2 separate regions of the Homo sapiens genome follow, and region 2 is linked to region 1. Evidence: read pairs that join two places in POLR2A ChIA-PET (ENCODE). Cell type or tissue: Panc1. All regions are shown on one strand. Links, peaks and the distances in the headings refer to the core of each region. The heading gives the core; the rest is flanking DNA.

Region 1 (4,000 bases), core at 1-4,000:
TAGTGAAAAAAAGCACATTGCTAAGTGATATGTAAATGATGTCATCCCGTTTTTTGTCAAGTACTTACACATATATTTTAGCTTAACCTAGAAAAAATATCTGTAGGAAAATACATCAAACTACTACTGATATTACAAGGGGCCTTGACTTTCTCAGTTATGTGGTTCTGTGTTATCTGATACAGGCATACCTCAGCAACAGCAAATATCACAATAAAGTCAGTCATGAGAATTTTTTGGTTTCCCAGTGCATATAAAATTTATGTTTATAATTGGGGGGCTGAGGCGGGCAGATCACCTGAGATCAGGAGTTTGAGACCAGCCTGGCCAACATGGCAAAACCCTGTCTCTACCAAAAGTACAAAAATCAGCCGGGCATGGTGGTGGGCGCTTGTAATCCCAGCTACTCAGGAGGCTGAGGCAGGAGAATAGCTTTTTTTTTTTTATTCTCATTTTTTTGTTTTTGTGTTTTTGAGATGGAGTCTCGCTGTGTCATCCAGGCTGGAGTGCAGCTTGAACGCGGGAGGCTGAGGTTGCAGTGAGCCGAGACCACGCCACTGCACTCCAGCCTGGGCGACAAGAGCGAGACTCTGTCTCAAAAAAAAAAAAAAAAAAAGTTATGTTTATGCTATACTATAGTCCATTAAGTGCAGTAGCACTATGTCTTAAAAAACCATGGGCATAACTTAATTGAAAAATACTTTATTGCTAAAAAATGATAATAAATAATTACCCGAGTCTTTAGTGAGTCATAATCTTTTTGCTGGTGGAGCATCTTGCCTTGAAGTTGACGGCTGCTGACTGATCAGAGTGGTGGCTGTGGCAATTTCTTAAGGCAACAATGAAGTTTGCTACATTGATTCTTTCAGTCACCAAAGATTTCTCTGTAGCATGCAGTGCTGTTTGATAGCATTTTACTCACAGAACTTCTTTGAAAATTAGACTCAATCCTCTCAAACTCTGCTGCTGCTTTATCAACTAAGTTTATGGAATAATCTGAATCCTTTGTTGTCATTTAAACAATGTTTACAGTGTCTTCACCAGGAGCAGATTCCATCTCAAGAAACCCCTTCCTTTGCTCATCCATAAGAAGCAGCTCCTCATCTGTTCAAGTTTTATCATGAGATTGCAGTAATTCAACCACAACTTCAGGCTCCATTTTTAATTCAAATTCTCTTGCTATTTCTATCACCTCTATAGTTATGTACTTCCTCCACTTAAGTCTTGAATCCCTGAAAGTCATCCATGCAGGTTGGAATCAACTTCTTTCAAACTTCTGTTCATGTTGATATTTTGACCTCCTCTGATGATCACGAATGTTCTTAATGGCATCCAGAATGGTTCTCCCTTCTCAAAGGTTTTCAATTGACTTTGCCTAGATCTATCAGAGGAATCACCATCTATGGCAGCTATATCCTTACAAAATGTATTTATTTCTATAAGACCTTAAAGTTGAAATGACTCCTTGATCCATAGGCTGCAGAATACATATTTGAAAACATTAATCTCCTTGTACATCTCCATCAGAGCTCTTGGGTGGCCAGGTGCATTATCAACAAGCGGTAATATTTTTAAAGTAATCTTTTTTTTCCCCCAAAAGTAGGTCTCAACAATAGGCTTAAAATATTCGGTAAACCATGTTGTAAATACATGTGCCATCATCCAGGCTTTGTTATTCCATTTATAGAGCATAGACAGGGTAGATTTAGTATAATTCTTAAGGGCCCTGGGATTTTCAGAATGGTAAATGAGCATTAGCTTCAACTTAAAATCACCAACTGCATTAGCTTCTAGCAAGAGAGTCAGCTTGTCCTTTGAAGTTTGAACACAGACATTGACTTCTTTCTAGCTATGAAAGTCCTCGTTGGCATCTTCTTCTAACAGAAGGCTGTTTTGTCAGAATACACACAACATTTATCAATTAATTTGCTGTCTTATATGGTGCAGTTCATGCCACCCCCAAACAATTACAATGGTAACTAACATCAAAGACCACTGATCACAGATTATCATAACATATAGAATAATAACGGAAAAGTTTCAAATGTTGGGACAGTTACCAAAATGTGACACAGGAAGTGAGCACATGCTTTTGGAAAAATGGCAGAGACAGATTTGCTCATCATGGGGTTGCCACAAAGCTTCAATTTGTAAAAAAAAAAAAAAAAAAAAAAAAATCTGCAGAGCACAATAGAATAAAGCACAATAAAGTGAGGGATGCCTGTTTTTTTTGTTGTTGTTTTTTTGACACGGAGTCTCACTTTGTCGCCCAGGCTGGAGTGCAGTGGCGCGATCTCGGCTCACTGCAAACTCCACCTCCCGGGTTCACACCATTCTCCTGCCTCAGCCTCCTGAGGAGCTGGGACCACAGGCGCCCACAACCACGCCCGGATAATTTTTTTGTATTTTTAGTAGAGATGGGGTTTCACCGTGTTAGCCAGATGGTCTCAATCTCCTGACCTTGTGATCTGCCCGCCTGGGCCTCCCAAAGTGCTGGGATTAGGTATGCCTGTTTTTTATAAGGAGCATGTATTACTTTTAAAGAAAAATCATATAAGTTTCAAAGTATAGAGAATTTTAATATATTCTGAATATTGATAAATAGTACATGTTAAAAGATTTTCTAATCTTTCTTTCTTCCACAGAATGTGGTTAGAAAGAAGTTTTACAGAGATGCTTTATTGCTTCGAATCCCTTCATGTTTATATCAAGATGAAAGTTACCATGTAGCAGTTACTGATAATAAATTTAGGAGGCCATGGACGAGAGGTATGTTTGTTTTCATTTCTTAAAAATGTGTTTTAAAAGCCATTTCAGAGTTTAGCACAGCAAATTATTAAGAATATGCAATGTTTTACTAATTAAAAACTCATTGCATCTACTCATGTCAGAATTCCAAGAAGTTAACAACTTAGTATTTTATTATAGAATTTAGGTAACTAAATAAGGAATTGGAAAGCTTATATTTGATATGAATAAACCAAATAAAAGATATGTAGATGATGAAGACTTAAAATAGTCTAACATTGTAAACATTTGTTTTATTATAATAGAATTTTTCTTGACTATCTGAGGCCTACTTCAAGTTGTAATGGCACACCGAATATAAAATTATTTTTAAGCATATATGTATAAAATAGTTTTTTGTTTGTATCAAGTCATGGACTAGTAAAGAAGTAGCATCCTTGGAGGAGTCAAGTCGGTTAACAGCATTTACTTGGTATATATTATGTACCAAGCACTGTTATAAGTACTAAGGACACAGTACTTAAAAGACATAGAAGTAGTCTCTGCTCTCAGTGGGTTTTAGACTGGTAAGGAGGATACAGCAACAAAACCATTAAATATATAAACTAGTATCTGATATTGATAAATGTATAGAGAAGAGACAGTAATGCTAAGTGATATGAAATTGCGGGAGTAGGGAGTGCTATTTCCTAAGATAGTTAGGGAAATGTCTCTCTCAGGAGGAGGACATTTGAGTTGAGACCTGAATCATGGGAAAGCAACAACCATGAAAAATATGGGGGAAAAGCCCTTCAAGCAAATGCAAAGTTCCTGACTCAAGAACGAACTTGATGTGTGTAAGGACCAGAAAATTAAGCTATTGTGACTGGGTAATGAAAAAGGGACTGAGAAGTAGGCAATTTCCGAATAAGGCTTTGTAGGCCATAACAGTGAGTTTGTTTGTTTGTTTATTTTGATTACAGCTGCAATAGACTGAATGTTTGTGTCCCCCCAAATTTATATTTGAAGGTGGGGCCTTTGGGAGGTGACTAGAACATGAGGATGGAGTCCTCATGAAAGGGATTAGTACCCTTATAAAAGAGACCCCAAAGAGCTCCCTTGACCTTTCTGCCATGTGAGGCCAGCAAGAAGACAGCCACCCATGAACCAGGAAGTGGGCCCTCACTAGACACTGAATCTTCTGGTGCCTTAATCTTGGACCTCCCAGCCTCCAAAGCTATGAGAAATGAATGTTTGTTGTTTGAGCCACCGA
Region 2 (5,237 bases), core at 662-4,661, 260 kb before region 1:
CTCTCTGGGATCTCTGAGATGCTTTCCAGCCACAGAGTATTATGAGTCTGTGATTTCTTGAGTCACAAAGCAAGGTCATTTGATATATGTGAGATGATAATAAGCTGTAATCGGGGAACATTCTCCAGTCGTAAGCATGAAACCTCTGAGTTATTCGGGACTACTCCTTTTTCTCTTTCAGCCCACATTTAGCACCTTGGGCACGCCTCTCTGATTTTCATTTCTGTGTTCACTCCCTGAGCATAGGCCTTCCTACCTGTAGCAGGGATGACGGGCAAATCCTCCTTCCTCATCTCCCATCACAAGAGTTCAGAATTTCCCTCGTCATTCCAGCCTACACACCACCACCTGACTTGTTTCTAAACTCAGAACTGATTTTGTTTCCTCTGCTTCTGTGGTCCTCCATTATTTTTCAGTTTGGCTTCCAAGTCCTCTATTTGACACAAACATACCCTTCTAATTACATCTTTTATTCTTCTCCATTCAAACCAATGTTCCAGCTGTTTTCTGGCTATGGCCCATGCTTTCTCCTCTTAATGTCCTTGCTCATATAATTACTTGACGACTTCCATCTGGATTTCCTGATCACCCACCTGTGAATCTCTGCTTATCCCACCTGTTTTTCAAGATTAAAATCAAATGCCCTTTCTTCCCTGAAGCTTTTTAAATTTTCTCAACAGGGCAGGATCTGCCCTTCTTTGGCTATTCTGCTATATTTTAGAGCAATGGGTGTGCACTTGTTTTGTCTGTCTTCTACTACTAGATTTTACACCCTTGAAGGGCATTTGAAGAGGAGGAACAGAGCCTGGCATGCATTAGGTGTTCAATCAGAATGCACTGAATTGGGCTGAATGATTACTGAGGAAGCAGCAGTTAGTTTTATGGGAAATGAAGCATAGGAGGTGCAATACTTATCAAATAAGCCAGAGAAGACTTACATCAGGATATAAACCTAGTGTGTATGTATACATATGTATTTACTGTATATGTACATATATGTGTATATATGTACATATATACATGCACACAATCATTTTAAACCTTTATAGTTGTGATGGGAAGAATTCTAATATGGTTCCCAAATTCCTTGTCTTTGGTATACATCTACCTTCTCTCAGTTATTCATTCAAAGACTGTTCTAGGTATTGCTGTGAAGGGATTTTGGAGATGTACTTAAGCTCCCGAATAGGGAGATTATCCAGATAGGCTTGACCTAATCACAGGAGCCCTTTAAATCTGGATCTAGAGGTCAGAGATAGGGGAAGTTGGAGCTTCAAAGAATGAGATGGATTTGACATAGGGAAATTCTCCTGCAGCTTGAAGATGGAGGGGTCCACATGGCAAGGAGTGCAGCTTAACAGAAGGAGCTGAGCAAGGCCTGGCTGCAGCCAGTAAGAAAATGGGGACCCTAGTCCTATAACTGCAAGTGTCTTAGTCTGTTTTGTGTTGCTATAACAGAATACTGGAGGCTGGGTAACTTATTAAGAAAAGAGGTTTATTTAGCTCATGAGTCTGTAGGCTGGGAAGTTCAAGAGCATAGTACTGCATCTGGCCTGCTTCTGGTGAGGGCTACATGCTCACCAGAACAATGGTAGAGAAGTGGAAAAGCCAGCAGGTATATACAAAGAGATCATGTGATGACACAGGAAGCAAGAAAGAGTCTAGGAAGTTGACTCATTTTTATAACAACTAGCTCCCTGGTAATACAGCCCCTCCAGAGCAAGAACTCACTCACCTCTGAGAGAGGGCATTAATCTGTTCATGAGGGCTCCAACCCCATGACCCAAATAGTTCCCACTAGGTCCCAACTCCTGACACCACCACATTGAGGATTAAATTTCAAGTGAGTTTCAGAGGATATAAACTCAAACCATAGCAGCAAGGAACTGAATGTAGCCAATAACCTGAATGAGCTTGGAAGCAGCTTCTTCTCCAGAGCCTCCAGAAAGAAGTTCAGTCCACCTGAGACCTTGATTCTAGCCTCGTAAGGCCCTAATACGGTTTTCTTCTATGTACCCACCCAAATCTCATGTCGAATTGTAATCCCCATGTATTGAAGGAGGGGCCTGGTGGGAGATGACTGAATCATGGGAATGAATTACCCCCTTGCTGTTCTCGTGATAGAGTTCTCATGAGATTTGGTTGTTTGAACGTGTGTAGCACTTCCTCCTTTACTCTCTCTCTCTCCTGCTCTGGCCATGTGAAGACTGTGCCTGCTTCCCCTTCACCTTCTGCCTTGATGGTACATTTCTTGGGGCCTCCCTAGCCTTGCCTCCTGTACACCCTGTGGAACTGTGAGTCAATTAAACCTCTTTTCTTTTAAATTACCCAGTCTCAGGTAGTTCTTTATAGCAGTGTGAGAAGGGACTAATACAGGCCCTGAGCAGAGAACCAGCCACAATGTGCCTGAACTTACCACCCACAGAATTCTGAGCTCATAAATGGGTTAAAGCTACCTAAGTTTGTGGTGATTTGTTAAACTGCAATAAAAATGGAATATAACAGTGTTGCTAATGTATCAAGCATTAATCTTTAAATTAATCTTTAAACTTATCTTTAAATTAGTTTTCCACTTTGATTTCCTTTGCCATCTTTGGCTCTGAATGGAATTCAAGTGAGAAGACCCTAGAATAGCAAAGAGAAATTTAACACAGTAAATAGAAGTCACTGTGCTAATTATTATTTTTATTATTATTTACCATTTGGAGAACAGAATTGGTGCTTTCAGGAAGTGACCATGCCCGTGTATATTCATGAAAAAATGTCCACACCCATGGAGCGTCCTCAAGCTGTCACAAAGTCTGAGAGTAGAAATAGGGCCTTTCTAACTTCCTCTTCAGCATGTGATATTTCTATCAGGGAAGGGGTTAAAGATAAGTCCAGCAAGGCCCCATCACTCCTCCTGAGCACTAGCTCTCTTGAGGGAGCCACCATAAAGAGAATGGTGAAGTTTAGTCTTAATGGACTTACTTTCTCCAAGATTGAGTAACTGATGTGGGATATAACACATGAGTGATTCACTTGGGTTTGTAAAAAAATATTCTACAAGTGATTCAGAAGAAAAATAAACATGGTTCTCTGGCATGAGACCATGGAAAGGTAGGGTAACCAAAGGATGGTGAGGCTATAAAAAATACAATTCAAATTTGCCAGTTGTAAATTTTCTTATTAAGGAATTAATGAGGAAAGTCTCTAAAGAAGCTTGTGTGGCAACACTTGTGAGCACTCTTGATTAGATTGACTCAGATTTTTAGAGTATATATGCAAAGTAGACAAAAAGACATATAACCAGGAACTGATCTACCAGCAAGAATCATTCCTGGAGCCAAACCCAAATTGTGCTATGCAGAATAAATAAAGATCATTTTCCAATACTATGTCTAGAGTAAGGAATAGTTGTGCCCAGGTAGATCCTGCTGGTGGATGGTCAAGTGAAAGTCAGCTTCCTTAACTCCTACTTAGCTTTTGTCCTCTTCGTTTGTGAGGGGATAGTTAGAAGAAAGAAAAGAGCTTGCTACCCTACATAGGTTCAAGTCTTCCAACATGGATGTAGCGTATTCTGGCAGGTTCATACAATTTTCACATGAGATGGATAAACCATTGCAAATGATCTTCAATAAACCTTGAAGAAAATGGAGAGATGTAAGAGGACTAGAGATGAGCAAAGAACAAGGAACTTTGTACAAAGGAAGAACCACCAGAAGTGTAGATGATGGTAACTTGAAGTCAAGGCAAAGCAAGGTCTTCAAGTGATGGCTTGTGTATCCCTGGTAGAAAAAACAGCAGTTCCCGGGAGTCAGGAGCTTTAAGAGCAGATTAGGTCAGATTGCTTTCCATTTCTTCTTGCACAGAGTCAGTAATTGGTCAGGGAAATATGGCACGCATAATAACAATAATGTCCTTGTGGACAATGTGGGGACATGAGAGCTGTATGTGGGCTTAGAAACAAGCTGAATGGCTATGCACAGTTGATATCAACTCATTAACAATTATTGATGAGTTGAAATCAAACCCAAGAATATGCATGATATGGATTTCTGTCCACAGTCATCTTCAGTTCAACATATTCATCAATCAGTGATTAAAATATACAGAGGGTTAAAGTGTAGAGGAAAAAATACACAGAAAAAAACTTGATGTCAGAAGTTGGAAGGAATACTGGGTAGATCGGATGAAATGCCAGTGCAGTAAAGTACCAGCTCCCCCGTTCATCTCCAGAATTGTATTTTCTCTTAAAAACAAAACAAAACAAAACAAATCTAGTTAATTAGTCCACCAAGATGGCATTTAAAAAAATGTTTCTGAGTCATGCACAAAGATGGCATCTTAATGCCTTAATTTGCATTTTTATTACTTGTAAGAGAGCATTTGCTCAAAGTTTTATTGATCATCTGTAATCATGTTTTTCATGTGATTTACCTTTTCGTAGAATTTTCTCATTTCGCTATTGAGGTATGTCTTTATTAATCTGTAACACTCTCTGTATGTTAACTTCTTGCCCATTATTCTAGATATTTTATCCAGCTTGCCATTTGCCTTTTAATCTTGCTTATGGTAGTTTTTGGTATAAGAAGTGCATGCTTTTTAAAGTGGTTAAATCTCTCATTCTCTTAAGGTTTCTGTGTTAACGAATATGCTTAGAAATTTCTTACCCCCTTTAATATTAGGTAAATATTCACTAACATTTCCTAATCCTTTTAGGTTTCAATTTAAGTCTGTAATCCATCTGGATTTTATTTTGATATATGGTGTAAGCTCTAGTGATCAAAATTATTTGATTCTAAATGGTTAGCCAATTTTCTCAGCACTGGTTATGAAAAATTTATCATTTCCCCAATGATCTGAAACAGTATCAAAACAACAAAAACAATAATAATTAACAATAGCTAACATTTGCTTATTGCTTATTCTGTGCCAGGCACTGTTTCAACCTGTACTAACTCACTGACTTCTCCCACTACCTAGAGGTGGGTAGTATTGCTATCATTCCCATGTTATTACAGCATCCCTCAGTGTGGGGACTGAGACACAGAATGGATGAATAACTTGCACAAAGTCACACAGGCAGTGGTGGTGTTCAGATAAAGACTTGGACATCTGACTCCAGTATTCAAACTTTGAAAGTATTTGATATGCTTGGATTTGTTTCTAGGCTATTTTGTTCCAATGTATTCATTCCTATTCTAATACTGCACTGTTTTACTGTCTTGCAATTCAAGTCACTCTCCTAATATTTT

Evidence for each region. Peaks named below come from ENCODE experiments on the same cell type or tissue, not always from the same donor. Only the 100,000 strongest peaks of a DNase experiment are listed, where the experiment ranks them.
Region 2: POLR2A ChIA-PET joins it to region 1 with 6 read pairs; 4 of 35 experiments call an interaction of 5 or more read pairs at or near these places.

What each region holds. Positions count from the first base shown.
Region 1 is chr9:111,784,681-111,788,680 of GRCh38, reverse strand. SHOC1 (shortage in chiasmata 1) reads left to right here. Exons shown (of 28, transcript NM_001378211.1): 3 at 2,646-2,769. Among named protein-coding and RNA genes, the nearest start is that of SHOC1, 8.3 kb to the left of the region's middle. In Panc1, for the core only: no CTCF peak of the experiment used is centred there; no DNase peak of the experiment used is centred there.
Region 2 is chr9:112,044,160-112,049,396 of GRCh38, reverse strand. The region is part of intron 15 of SUSD1 (sushi domain containing 1); the gene reads left to right. Among named protein-coding and RNA genes, the nearest start is that of LINC02977, 6.4 kb to the right of the region's middle. In Panc1, for the core only: no CTCF peak of the experiment used is centred there; no DNase peak of the experiment used is centred there; H3K27ac peaks cover 3,927 bases.